Regions from separate parts of the Homo sapiens genome. Here region 1 is linked to region 2. The links are chromatin contacts, found by Hi-C or POLR2A ChIA-PET in ENCODE. All regions are on one chromosome and are shown on one strand. The core of a region is the stretch at or near the end of the contact, and the rest is flanking DNA. Distances in the headings are between cores, read along the strand shown.

The links. A loop is a pair of places that touch in the nucleus more often than their neighbours do. ChIA-PET counts read pairs that join two places held with the same protein, here RNA polymerase II (POLR2A). Pooled maps may share reads with other maps.
Region 1: a loop to region 2 is called in a pooled map, with 3 times the contacts of the local background. The contact joins two enhancer-like sites. A Hi-C loop is called at or near these places in 1 of 37 single-sample maps with no recorded cell type and 3 of 50 pooled maps. POLR2A ChIA-PET finds 5 or more read pairs at or near these places in 3 of 52 experiments (B cell, Panc1 and WTC11).

What each region holds. Positions count from the first base shown.
Region 1 is chr4:8,036,787-8,043,106 of GRCh38, forward strand. The region is part of intron 9 of ABLIM2 (actin binding LIM protein family member 2); the gene reads right to left. Among named protein-coding and RNA genes, the nearest start is that of MIR95, 35 kb to the left of the region's middle. RefSeq lists enhancers at 659-1,159, 2,996-3,951. Within about 2 kb of position 4,023, at least 2 of the 41 ENCODE cell types and tissues checked have a DNase peak (open chromatin) inside an H3K27ac peak, as active enhancers do.
Region 2 is chr4:8,189,696-8,195,895 of GRCh38, forward strand. It overlaps a transcript of SH3TC1 not described here. Among named protein-coding and RNA genes, the nearest start is that of SH3TC1, 6.5 kb to the right of the region's middle. RefSeq lists enhancers at 227-752, 1,805-2,329, 3,365-3,414. Within about 2 kb of position 1,861, at least 29 of the 41 ENCODE cell types and tissues checked have a DNase peak (open chromatin) inside an H3K27ac peak, as active enhancers do.

The sequences.
Region 1 (6,320 bases), core at 2,773-5,272, 150 kb before region 2:
CATGGCTTAAACATGTGTACATGCACGCACACGTACAAACACAGACACGCACACATGCAAACACACACACTGCACACACAAACACACATATAGGCAAACACACACGCATCCCTTACTATTCATGTGGGATTGGCCCCAGGACCCTCCTCAAATCCCCAAATCCTCATATGCTCAGGTTGTTAAGTAAAATTATGTGGTTCTTGCCTGTAGCCTGTGCACATCCTCCCATTTGCTTAAAACCATCTCTTGGTGATTTGTAATGCCTAACACAATGCAAATGTTGGGTAAATCGATGTTATACTGTATTATTTAACTTACATAAATAAAATAGTGTATTATTTTTATATTATTTTATTTGTATTATTTTTTATTGTTGTTTGCTATTTTTATTGTTTTTTAAGAATATTTTCAATCTGAGGTTGGTTGAATCTGCAGATGTGGAATGCATGGATACAAAGGGTGATGATACATACCTACACATACATGTGCACACACATACGCACACATGCACACACACACGCACATGCATGCGCACACATGCACACACATGCAGGCACACACACACATAAGGCACACACATGCACTACACACATGTGCATGTATACCTCCACACAGAGAACATGCCTGTCTGAGACTGTGGAGGTATAGACCCCCCTCACATCCTGGCCCACTCCCACATACTAGCACACACATGCCCACACCCACACACTGACACGTGCTCACACATGCAATCACTCCCCAGGCCCATGGCTCACTCACACACAACCGGCACACCCCCACACACTGGCACACACCTGCACACCCAGATTCACCCACAAACGTGCATGCACATCTGCCCACACATACTTGCACACAATCACCCCACCCCTACCAAGCAAGTTCACATTCACCACCCCCCATGCCCACACGCACTCACACACATTCACATGCTGCCTGCAGCAAAGCACCTGGCATTTGACAGGCCAGCTGGGACACCCCTCAGCAGGGTCGGGGGCCCTTCTGTCCTGTCTACCTCTGGCCTACCCTGGCCCACAGTGGCGCTCCTGCCCTTGCTGAATGAATGCGGGACGCTGGGAGAACCCCTGTGTTTGCTCAGGGAGGTCCAGCTGGTGTGTGCTGCCCTCTGCTCTGATTCTGCCCAGCCTTCCTCCGCGGTACCCCACTGTGCACTGTGCACGTGCTCTTGCCCCTGCCTGTCCCCTTCTCCCTGGCTCTGGGCTCCCCAGGAGCTGCCGGGGGCATTTTCCAGCCACAGGTGACTCTGGTGGAGATCCCTGTTGCTGCTTCTCGATTCTGCCTCAGCCTCCTCTGGACATGATGAGCTGTCTACCCCGAGACATGCACTGGGCTGAGCCCTCCATCATCTGCTCGCAAAACACAATGATGCCACAAAGGGGTGCTCACAGAAGCTCCTTTTCACAATGTAGAAGCCAGAGCCCAGAGAGGTTGGGTAACTTGCCCAGACTCACAGAGCCAGGAGGGTGCAGGGCAGCACATGACCCTGGCTGTCTGACTCTAAAGCCCATGCTCCCCACCACAGCTCTCCCCTTTCCAGGCTTCACTGCTGGGGGGAATGCCTCTCAGGCCCAGATGCATCCCAGTGGTCTCAGCTCAAACCCTCTGGGAGCCCCCTCTTCAGCTGGACAATGTAAGCCCTCATTATGGCCCCCAAACTTGGCCTTCCTGTTCCTGGCAGCTTCACCCTAAGCTGTCTCTTCCCCATGTCCCCAGGTGTGCCAGGTTCAGCCCCCTACTCCAGCTTTCCTGTATTCTTCAGGGTCTGTTAGCCTCCAGCCCACCTCCTCCACGAAGTCTTCCCTGATCACCAGGCTTGAGGGTTCTCCTGAGATGTTGGGTCTTGGGGTGAACCCTGACATTTGTGATATGCATGAAGAGAAAGAAGTTCTGACATCTCAGACCTCTGGCTGCCCCTTTGGAGCCTGGGGCAGGGTTCAAAAGACCCGAGATCCAATCCCGAGCCAGCCATTTGTAATCATGAGATCTGATCCTGCAGGATTTTCAGCAGCTCCCCTCTGCCTTCTGGGAAATTGGAACTCTGGCGCTTGTTTACCCACTTATCCATGCCACTTAGCACTCAAGTCCTTTCAGCTCCCAGTCACTCACAGCCTGGGGGCTTTGCACCTGCTGTTCCCTCTCTGGGATGTGCCCCTCCCACACCTCTTCCCTAAGCTCTGCCTCTGGTCCTTCCAGGCTCAGCGAAGGCCCCTCCTCGAGGCTTCCTTCCCCACACCCCCGCAACAAGTTAGTGTTGATCTTCATCTGTTGAGTTGTCCCTTATCCCCTCAAGACTGTGGCTCCTAGAGGCCCAGGATTCATCACTGAGACCCTTGCCCAGCTGTGAGGTTGACAGCAGGCTTGTGAATTGAACAAAAGCCAATCAAGCATTTGCAAAAGTCAGGTGAACTCTCAGCCAGATGCCTGGCGGGGTGTGTTTTGCATCCTCCCTTCCCCACCTCCGTCCCCTCCAAGCAGCGATGATCACAGCATTCACCTGTCCAGCCCCACAGCATAGGGGGCCGCCTTGCCCTGGGTTAGCTCCCAGCCTTCCTCAGGCTTCCCTGAACCACCCAGCCCTGACAGCAGGGGTCAGAGAGGGCAGCCTGCACGATGCCAACAGCCCCTGCCCGACCCCTCAGACAGGTTGCTAAGTGGCCTTGCAGATCCACTTTCCCCCATGCCAAGTCCTTGGGTGGTTGCCATGACAACGGGCTGCACTCTCTAATTGGCGGAAGGTCTCTGGAGTGTGTGTAAAGGGTTTTTCCTCTTTGCCTTCTTCCTTCCCACACTCCACCCAGCATAATACACACTAATATGGCCACTTACAACAGTATCATTACCATATAACCCAGTCAATGATAACACAGAATGGAAGAACGTTGCTTTTATACTCTGCACTATTGCCATGTTGAAATAAAGGTTACAAAATAATATGTTCAGTGTGACCCCATGTTATAAAAATTACACACACACAGAAGCGAGACCTGAAGGGTATCTCAGAAGCATCGGCAGGGCCACTGTGGCTGGCAGGATGTAAATGCTTTAATTTCCTCTGGTGTGCTGATTACTGTTTTTTTTTTTTTTTTTTTTTTAATAAATGCAGATTGCTTTTGGCAGAAAGAAAAGAGCAGTAAAATAGGTGATGTCCAAAAGCCCCATGGTTTATGGAGGGTCTACTGTGTGCACATTTTATCCTGGAAACTAAGATGAACGAGGCCCAGTCCCTGCCCGCCAAGCCCTCACGGTCCGTGGAGGAGATGCAGCCACTTGGTGGATTCTGGTGCATTCCTGTGCACGTGAATGGCAGGGGGAGCCGGTCTCTTCCTCACGGTGAAGGAAGGGGATGCTGCATTTGACAACCACCCACAGCAGGCAGGGGTGGGCAGCTGCAACCTGCAAAGCACCCGACGGGGACATGGAACGGCCCCTTTCTGAGACCGTGGGGGTGCTCAGCACAGAGCAGGGGGCCAGGCGCACAGTAGGTTGATGACAGACACCAGCAGAGGTGAGATAAAAAGCAGGGTGGCCAGGCGCAGTGGCTCACACCTGTACCCCCAGCACTTTGGGAGGCCAAGGTAGGTGGGTCACCTGAGGCCAGGAGTTTGAGACCAGCCTGGCCAACATGGTGAGACCCTGTCTCTACTAAAAATACAAAAGTTAGCCAGGCATGGTGGTGGGCGCCTGTAATCTCACAGACTTGGGAGGCTGAGGCAGGAGAGTTGCTTGAACCCGGGAGGCAGAAGTTGCAGTGAGCCAAGATCGTGCCACTGCACTCCAGCCTGGGCGACAGAGCGAGACTCCATTTCAAAAAAAAAAAAAAGAAAAGAAAAGAAAAGCAGGGCAGAACCCTGGGATAAGGAGGGCTTGCCCACCACATCACATCATCTTGGTGAAGAGCCGGACCGTGTGCAGTGCCCACTCATGTGGCACCAACCCCAAGGTGGGAGAGAGAGCAGGGCTGTTCGGGCTTCTGGCCTGTCTGGCCCCTGGGAGGGCTGGGATGCAGCCAGGCTGGGTGCTGACCATGGTGCTTGGAGCACGTGTCAGAATTGGGAGCACGTGTCCTTGCATTGTGGCTCCATTACTTAGAGGCTGCAAAGTCAGCTCATATCTCAGAGTGGCATCAGCGACGTGGGCACACTGATGGCAGGTCCCTGGGCAGCTCTGAGGCCAAGAGGAAGCAGCATGGCACCCCACACATTCTCCCTTGTGTCAAACTAAGAGCCGGGAGACTGGATTAATTTGTTCGAGGCCTTCTGTTTAAAACTGGAATTGTGAGCACACCTACTTGGCCGAGCAGGAAGTCCATCAAAGCTGAGACACAGTGCACCACGCTGCAGTTGACCTGGGTCAAGTGCATGCCCCACTGGTGCAGAAATTCTTTGCCCACCAACATCCCTTGGCAGGCGTCCCACCTGAAACCCCCACTTGGGTCTGCCCCGATCTCTCCTGTGGACGGGAACTCCTTCCCCTACCCAGAACAGGGATGCCATCTGGCCTGATCGTGGCTGGGTCCCCAGGGCTCCACAGGGAGCTTGTGCTCACCCATGCTTGTAACTGCCTGATGCAAGAAGAAAGGAGCCACCATGGCTGTTTACAGCACTGAGCAGCAGGGTCTCCTGGAAAAAACCTAAGCCTCGGAGTCACGGAGACCTGTGGGCTCCAAGCCCAGCTCTGCCTTGAAAGTGTTGCATGGCCTTGAAAGTGGGACCATGACAACAGAGGCCGCTGTCACTGCTCACTGCATGCACACACAGTCACTACCATCCCACGCTCCTTGCAAATGCCAGTTTGTTTAAAAAAAAAAAAAAAAAGAGGCTGGGCACGGTGGCTCACGCCTGTAATCCCAGCACTTTGGGAGGCCAAGGTGGGTGGATCACCAGGTTAGGAGATTGAGACCATCCTGGCTAACACGGTGAAACCCCGTCTCTATTAAAAATACAAAAAAAATTAGCCATGCATGGTGGCGGGTGCCTGTTGTCCCAGCTACTCGGGAGGCCGAGGCAGGAGAATGGCGTGAACCTGGGAGGCGCAGCTTGCAGTGAGCTGAGATTGCACCACTGCACTCCAGCCTGGGCGACACAGTGAGACTCCACTTCAAAAAAAGAAAAAAAAAAGAGCTCATATTTAATGAGCAGTTACTATGTGCCGTGCAGGTTCCAACAACAACAGCAGCAACAACAGCAACAGCAACAGCTACCACGAATGAGCGCTTAGCAGGCACCAAGCCGGATGCCAAGTGCTTTGCAAATGTTGGCGCTCAGAAAACAATACCCCAAAGTACGGAGCCACAGCATGCTGAGGACTTTGACCTAAGGGAGAGTGGAAGGCCTCGGAAGCAGGGTCTCTCTGACCGCCTCCTGCCCTCCTGTCTCTCACCCTCTTCCTTCCTACCCCCGCTGAAGTGAGCCATACCAACCAGAGTTCCTCTTCCCCAAGGCGGGTCATAGAAACTAGAAGTTCCTCCCCAAAGCCAGCCATGAAGCCTAGAAACATGAGTCTAACCTTTCCCTCATTCTGTGCACAACCTGGCCATGGAGCCATTCTCTGACCTAGCTTGCCTGAGAGTAGGTCCTAAGACCCCCTGTGCCCTATACCTGGAGGAAGAAGGACTCCCCAGAGAGGCCAAGGAGCATCTGAGCAGACGGCCCTGCTGTTTCCCCACTCAGTCTGTTCCCATCAGATCACACACATTTTGTCCAATCATATTTCTACATGGCCACCCAGTTATCATCCAATCTAAGCATAAAAATAGGCCAGGCACAGCGGCTCACGCCTGTAACCCCAGCACTGTGGCAGGCCAGGCGAGTGGATCACCTGAGGTCGGGAGTTTGAGACCAGCCTGACCAACATGGAGAAACCCCGTCTCTACTAAAAATACAAACTTAGCTGGGTGTGGTGGCACATGTCTATAATCCTAGCTACTTGAGAGGCTGAGGCAGGAGAATCGCTTGAACCCAGGGGGTGGAGGTTGCAGTGAGCTGAGATGGAGCCGTGGCACTCCAGCCTGGGCAACAAGAGCGAAACTCCAACTCAAAAAAAAAAAAAAAAAAAGAACAGTGTTGGCCAGACGTGATGACTCAAACCTATAATCCCAGCACTTTGGGAGGCTGAGGCAGGTGGATTGCTTGAGGCCAGGAGTTCAAGACCAGCCCGGGCAACATAAAAAGACCTCATCTCAACAAAAAATACAAAAATTAGCCAGGTGTGATGGTGCATGCCTGTAGTCCCAGCTACTCGGGATGCTGAGGTGGGAGGATCGCCTGAGCCCGGGGAGGTTGAGGCTGCCATGAGCCATGATC
Region 2 (6,200 bases), core at 611-3,110:
CTGGGTGGTGTCTGGGCTGGCTACTGGCCATCAGAGAGGCAGACGGTGGCACTGGCACAGGCCCTCATTCTGAGCTGCAGCCTGGGGACCTCAGTGAAAGCAGATGGCTCTGAAGACCCCGCCGGCGTGAGCTCCCCGCACAGAGTGTGGCCCTTAGAGAAGGCATGACCTTTAGGGAGGAGGAGGCTGGGAAACGGGAGGTGTCCAAAGGGTGTGGTCAGCGGGTGGACCAGTGGCCCAGAGAGACATGGAAGAGGGAGCCGGGAAGGGACTGCTGGGCTTGGCCACGTGGAAAACACTGGTGACCTGTGCCTGGGTAGTTTTGGGGAGCGCGGCGTGGGTGCGTTGATGCGAGGCCAGGAAGTAGGGCCTGGAAAGTAGCACTTGAGGTTTTGCTGGGAGGCGGCAGCACTGGCCGCAGGTGCCTGCGATCACCAGTGTGCTCCCCGTGACATCTGGCCCAGTCCAGGTGGGTAGCAGGGAGTCTGCAGGAATCCCCCTTGGAGCCCTCCTCCCCTCTGCCTGCTGTGACCTCAGCCTCGGAGCCTCGAGCTCCCAGGAGATGGCTCCCAGCTGGGAGGACTTCACTCCTTCGGCGGAGTTGGGGGACTGTGTGCTTGGGTTGGGTTAATGACTGTGTAAGCCAAGGTCAGGATCAACCCCCATCACTGGGCTCTGCAGAATGCCAAAATTCCAGCTGGGGTCCCACCCCTGATTCAGGAAAGTTGGGGCTCTGAGGAGTTCGGGCCTATGGGATTGGAGGTCCTGGGGGGACTCATCTGTAAGCTGGGATCTGATGTCCCCGGGCTCTTGGGAGAATGGCAGCCTTGCAGCCCCTGCTGTGTGCCCTCATCTGGGACCTTCTCCTCTGTGCACTCTCTCGGTCACCCACACCCCACCAGCCGGCTGGTCCACAGGGTGTTTCTGAGGCTTGGCCTCTTCTGGCTCTGTGATCTTTTTTTGGAGACAGAGCCTGGCTCTGTCGCCCAGGCTGGAGTGCAGTAGTGTGGTTATCGCTCGCTGCAGCCTCCAACTCCTGGGCTCAAGCAATGCTCCCACCTCAGCCTCCCGAGCAGCTGGGACTACAGGCACGCACCACCATGCCCAGCTAATTTTTTTGTATTTTTTGTAGAGACGGGTTTCACCATGTTGCCCAGGCTGGTCTTGAACTCCTGGACTCAAGCGATCCTCCTGCCTCGGCCTCCTAAAGTGCTAGGATTACAGGCGTAATCCACTGCGCCCAGCCCTGGCTCTGTGATTTTACCCTCTCCGCACCTCTGTTCCTTGTGGTTTTAAAGGTGGAGATGCTGAGGACTGGCGGGAGCTGCAGGGCTGCTGTGGGGGCTCCTATGTAGGCAGTGAGGGCTCTTTGGTCAGCTTCCTCCAAGGAAGGAAGGTCCCTCTTCTGAAATCTCCTCTGGGGAAACAGCTCGCTTCCCTCACCACCCCCAGATGAGGAGCACTGTGCTAAGGAGTCTCAGGCACCTGGTCAGCAGGTCAGGCAGACCCAGGGAGAAGGAAGGACTGTGGACCTGCTGGGCCGCAGAGTCAGCGATTCCCTGGGCTCCAGGCTGACGCCTGCCCCGACAAATCAGGACATTCCGGCCAGTTCGGGGGTGGGTGTCTTCAGTTCCAGCCCAGGCACGAGAACTGCTGACCACTTCCTGCAGGCCTCCGACCCGGCGGCCCAGCCACCCATCCGGCTGGGGTGGCCATCAGTCATCTGGAAAGCCTATGAGCCCCGTGTCCTCGTTTTGCAAAGAGCAGTTCCTGAAATCATGGGGCCTAGAGCTCTGCTCTTCTGATCAGGGGCCGGTTTCAGCAGCAAAGGCCAGAAATAACACATGGTGTGAGCGCTGCTGAATAGGGCACCGTCCTAGCCCTTTCCGGGGGATGACTCATCATGCTACCATTCCAGCACCAGCTGGTACGGGGCTCCAGGCTAGCGGCTTATCATGCCGGCCCGGATACACCCGTCCTCAAACTTGGGTGCGCAGAGGAATCAACTCAGGAAGGAACCTCAGGAGAGATTTGTGCAGGTCCTTCCCCCCATTCTTGGGTCTGAGTAGGGCTTGATAATGCCTTGGGAGGTGTGCGGGGCCATCTTTGCTTGTTTGTGTTTCTGGGAAACACTGCGTTCAGCAGAGACAGCATTTTATACAGGAGGAATCGGAGGCCGGGAAAGATGACGGGGCTGCTCAGCGTGGAGCTGGGGTCCGGCCGGGCTGTGTTTTCCAGGGGCAGGAGCTGATCTCTGAGTTACATTTATTTATTTATTTATTTATTTATTTATTTATTTATTTATTATTTTTGAGACGGAGTCTTGCTCTGTCACCCAGGCTGGAGTGCAATGGCGCGATCTCGGCTCACTGCCACCTCGGCCTCCCAGGTTCAAGTGATTCTCTCACCTCTGCCTCCCAAGTAGCTAAGATTACAGGCACCTGCCACCACACTCAGCTAATTTTTGTATTTTTTTTTATTAGAGATGGGATTTCACCATGTGGGCCAGGCTGGTCCCGAACTCCTGACCTCAAGTGATCTGCACCCCCCTCGGCCTCCCAAAGTGCTGGGATTACAGGCGTGAGCCACTGCGCCCGGCCCTCAGTCACCTTTAAAATGAAAGGGCCACGGAATCACCAGGAACTCTCCTTCCTGTGACCTTGGGTAAAGGTCATTTTCGCCCTGCCCCTCAGTCTCCCCATTTGTAAGCCTGAAGGTTGTAAATTACAATCTTCTTATCCAACCACTTGTCTTTATTTTATTTTATTTTATTTTATTTTATTTTATTTTATTTTATTTTATTTCATTTTATTTTTGAGATGGAGTCTCACTCTGTTGCCCAGGCTGGAGTGCCGTGGCATGATCTCAGCTCACTGCAACCTCTGCCTACTGGGTTCAAGCAATTCTCCCGCCTCAGCCTCCTGAGTAGCTGGGATCACAGGCGTGTGCCACAACGCCCAGCTAATTTTTGTATTTTTAGTAGAGGTGGGGTTTCACTGTGTTGGTCAGGCTGGTCTCAAACTCCTGACCTCGTGATCCACCTGCCTTGGTCTCCCTAAGTGCTGGGATTACAGGCGTGAGCCACGGTGCCCGGCCCACTTGTCTTTATTTGTTGCCTTCTCTTCTGCTCCGAGTTTAGGTTCATGTCGCCACCTGGTGATTGGCTTCTCTGTGCATATATTTGCACAGTTGCAGGCATGACCAGGGTGGAGCAGTGAAGCGGGGCCTGACGTGATGTACCATGTTTCAAGCCTGTTTCACAGCACAAGACAGCCTCAGCTCTGTGGTCCACAAACCACATGACCACATCTGGCCCCCTGTCTTGTATAATAGATAGTTTTCTTGGCATATGGCCACACCTGTTCACTTACTGCTATCTGTCTGCTTTCCTGCTGTAAGGGCAGGGTTGTGACGGACCTGATGGCTGGCAAAGCCAAATACGCATCCCCCGGCCCTACCCAGAGCACGTTTGCCTCCCCTCTTCTAGAACGACCTTGGAGGCTCCTGCGCGCCTGTTTCTGCTGGACAGGGCCAATGGGAGAACCAGCAGCCTGCGAAAGTGGGGAGAGTATGGGTAGCCTCTAGCCCCTGGCCTCCGCATTCCTGAGAGTCACTTTTATGGCATTGTAGATTAACCCCTTGGGGTGCAAGCATGCTGGCCTCTCCTTGGCTACCAGTGTCCATAGTCCCCTGAAGTGGCTGTGGGAGCCACTTCACTGCCTGCCAGGAGCACAATTGTTTGAGCTGGCCCTGACCCCTGAGAAACCCTTTACGCCCCTGCTTTGCCTGGTTCCTCTCCCTCCAAGTCTCAGCCCAGATGCCTCCTCTTTCAGGAAGCCTTCCTTGATTTCATCCTCCTCTCTTTCCTCCCAGGCCTCCCTTTGCTGCTGCACCAATCATGCTTTGCCATCCTGATCTGTTTCCCAGTCAGTTTCCTCCACTTGTCTGTAAGCTCCTCCTGTGAGCAGCCAAACCATGGGACAGGTAGGGTCCCACAAAGCAGAGCTGAGATGGGGGTGCTGCCATCGCCAGTGGCAGGTGGGGCTCCAAGCTGCAAAAAGCAGCATTACCTGGAGGTGGGGAGTGGGACCGACCCTCAGAAGTGCAGTTTCCTGTGAGGGATGCAGTCCCCAGGACCCCTGCTGGTATGGGGGCAGGTCCGGATCACCTTCTGAGCCCAAGATGATTCACTGCAGAGAACTGAAGATGCTCTGAGACAGTGTGATGAAGCCAGAAACTGCCTGTGCCTTCCTATGACTGCAGCTGTCATCATTTGCTGCAGGAGGCTGAAAAACGCAAAGACAAAAGCCACCACCCGTGCGGGAGGTAGAAGGCAGGGCCCCTGCTCCCCAGCCAGCACCCCTGGCTTGAGTTGCAGCCTGGGGCTCGGGCCTCAGGGAGCCTGGTCAGCACTCAGGGTGTGCCTCCGAGGCTCTGGCTAGGAGCTGTCCTGGGACCTTCGAGATGGATAATTAAAAGGGGCGGCGGGGGGTGTTGGTGGTGGCGCTAAAAAGCCACAGCTGAAGGGTGTGGCTGGGGGCTTCACGCTGCTCTGTCCCAGGTGGGCCAGATTTGGGCTTTCCTGAAGGAAGGACACAGGAACAGATTTGGTAGCTTCTTTGAGCGACCTGGGAGAGTCACAGAAAAAGTCTGAAGGCGCACTCGCGTTTCCCAGGCCATCGTGGCCATGCCTGCCGCTTCTAGTGCTGGCTAGAAATCGTGTCCTGGCACCTTGTCTGCCCAGACTCCTGAGCAGCCAGACCCTGGGATGGGAAGCACTTGCTGAAAATGAGCTTGTTCCGCCCTCAGGGAAAGCCTCTGGTCAGGGTGGCTTGTTTTGTTTTCTCTCTAACTCTAACATACCTGTTCAGCAGCTTCCCAGCCCGGAGCAGGCCAGAAACGGGGAACAATCTGGTGTAAAAGGCAGGTGGGGAGATGGAGAAACTCTAAGACTATCCCCTCACCCTGGCGATGGGTCACCTTGCCTTATAATTCAGTAAAACACCAGCTGGTCCCAGAGATCAGGAAAGGGACAGAGGACGGTCGTTGCTTTCCAGAGCACCATTGCAAAGATTAACTCTGGAGCTTGGTGCTCGAAGGAGTGGGTGTTAGGTTCCCTGGAAAACCCCAGACTCCTGGGCAGGACTTGCTTCCCGGGGTTTCCGGCAATTGAGGGCACCACTGCCTTTGTCTCCGGCTGCTCCACTCACACCTTAGAAAGCCCCAGAGGGCAGTTGAGGGAGGGGTGAGGAACACAGGTTTGGTGCTGGAAGGACTGGGATCTGGGCTGGTTCTGCCACATAGGAGCTGTGTGGCCCTGGGCAGGTCATGCCTCCTCTAGACCCTCTGTGAATCAGTCCAGCGGGCATCAGGAGACACTCACCAGCAGGCATCAGGAGATACTCACCAGCAGGCATCAGGAGACAGTCAAGCTGGTGGCGCCATCAGCAAGCCCCATGTGATGACAATCCTTGTGAAGGACTGAGCATCTTCTTGGCAAGTGACAATTTGAATTTATTACAACCACATCAGGGAGCAGAACTGGAGGGCACTTAGAAATCTCCAAGCCCAACTCTACCATTTGCAAGATGGAGAGACTGAGGCCCAGAGGAGTGACAGATTGTCCCGGGAGAATTGAAGCCTGAGCTGGGGTTCGGACAGGTCCTCTGGCAGGCAGGGCTGTGTGTGCTTCTGCCCCAGTGTCTGCAGCCTCCAGTTGGGCGTGCTTGGAAAGCCCCCAGCCCTGAAGGCTCAGGCACCTTCCTCTAGGAGGCTGCTGGGTGTGCTGTGTGGAGTCGGGGTGCTCTGTGCAGTTGGGGAGGCTCTTGGAAAATTCCCCCGGCCTTGGGCCAGAAGTACAGCTGCAGAGACAAACAGGATACGGGGTCTCCAGCCACAGCAGGGGACAATGGCCAGGAGAGGAAATGTCTCCAGACCCGTGTGTGGATGTGGAGCCCGTCTGGGGGCTTTTTTCAACGTAGCTTCCAGAAAAACAAACACAGGGGAAGCCAAGCATCTCTGGCCAGGAGATGAAATGTGTTCTGCCTACTCTGGAGAAGGGGTGGAGGTGTGAGCAGGCTGGAGAACTGGGGGCACCCGCTTTGAGTCTCAGGTCACAGATGGGAAACTGAGGCCCAGAGAAGGAGGTGCCACAGGCAGGCAGCAAGTTGACACAGGTGGTCTTGGGCGCCAACTCCCCA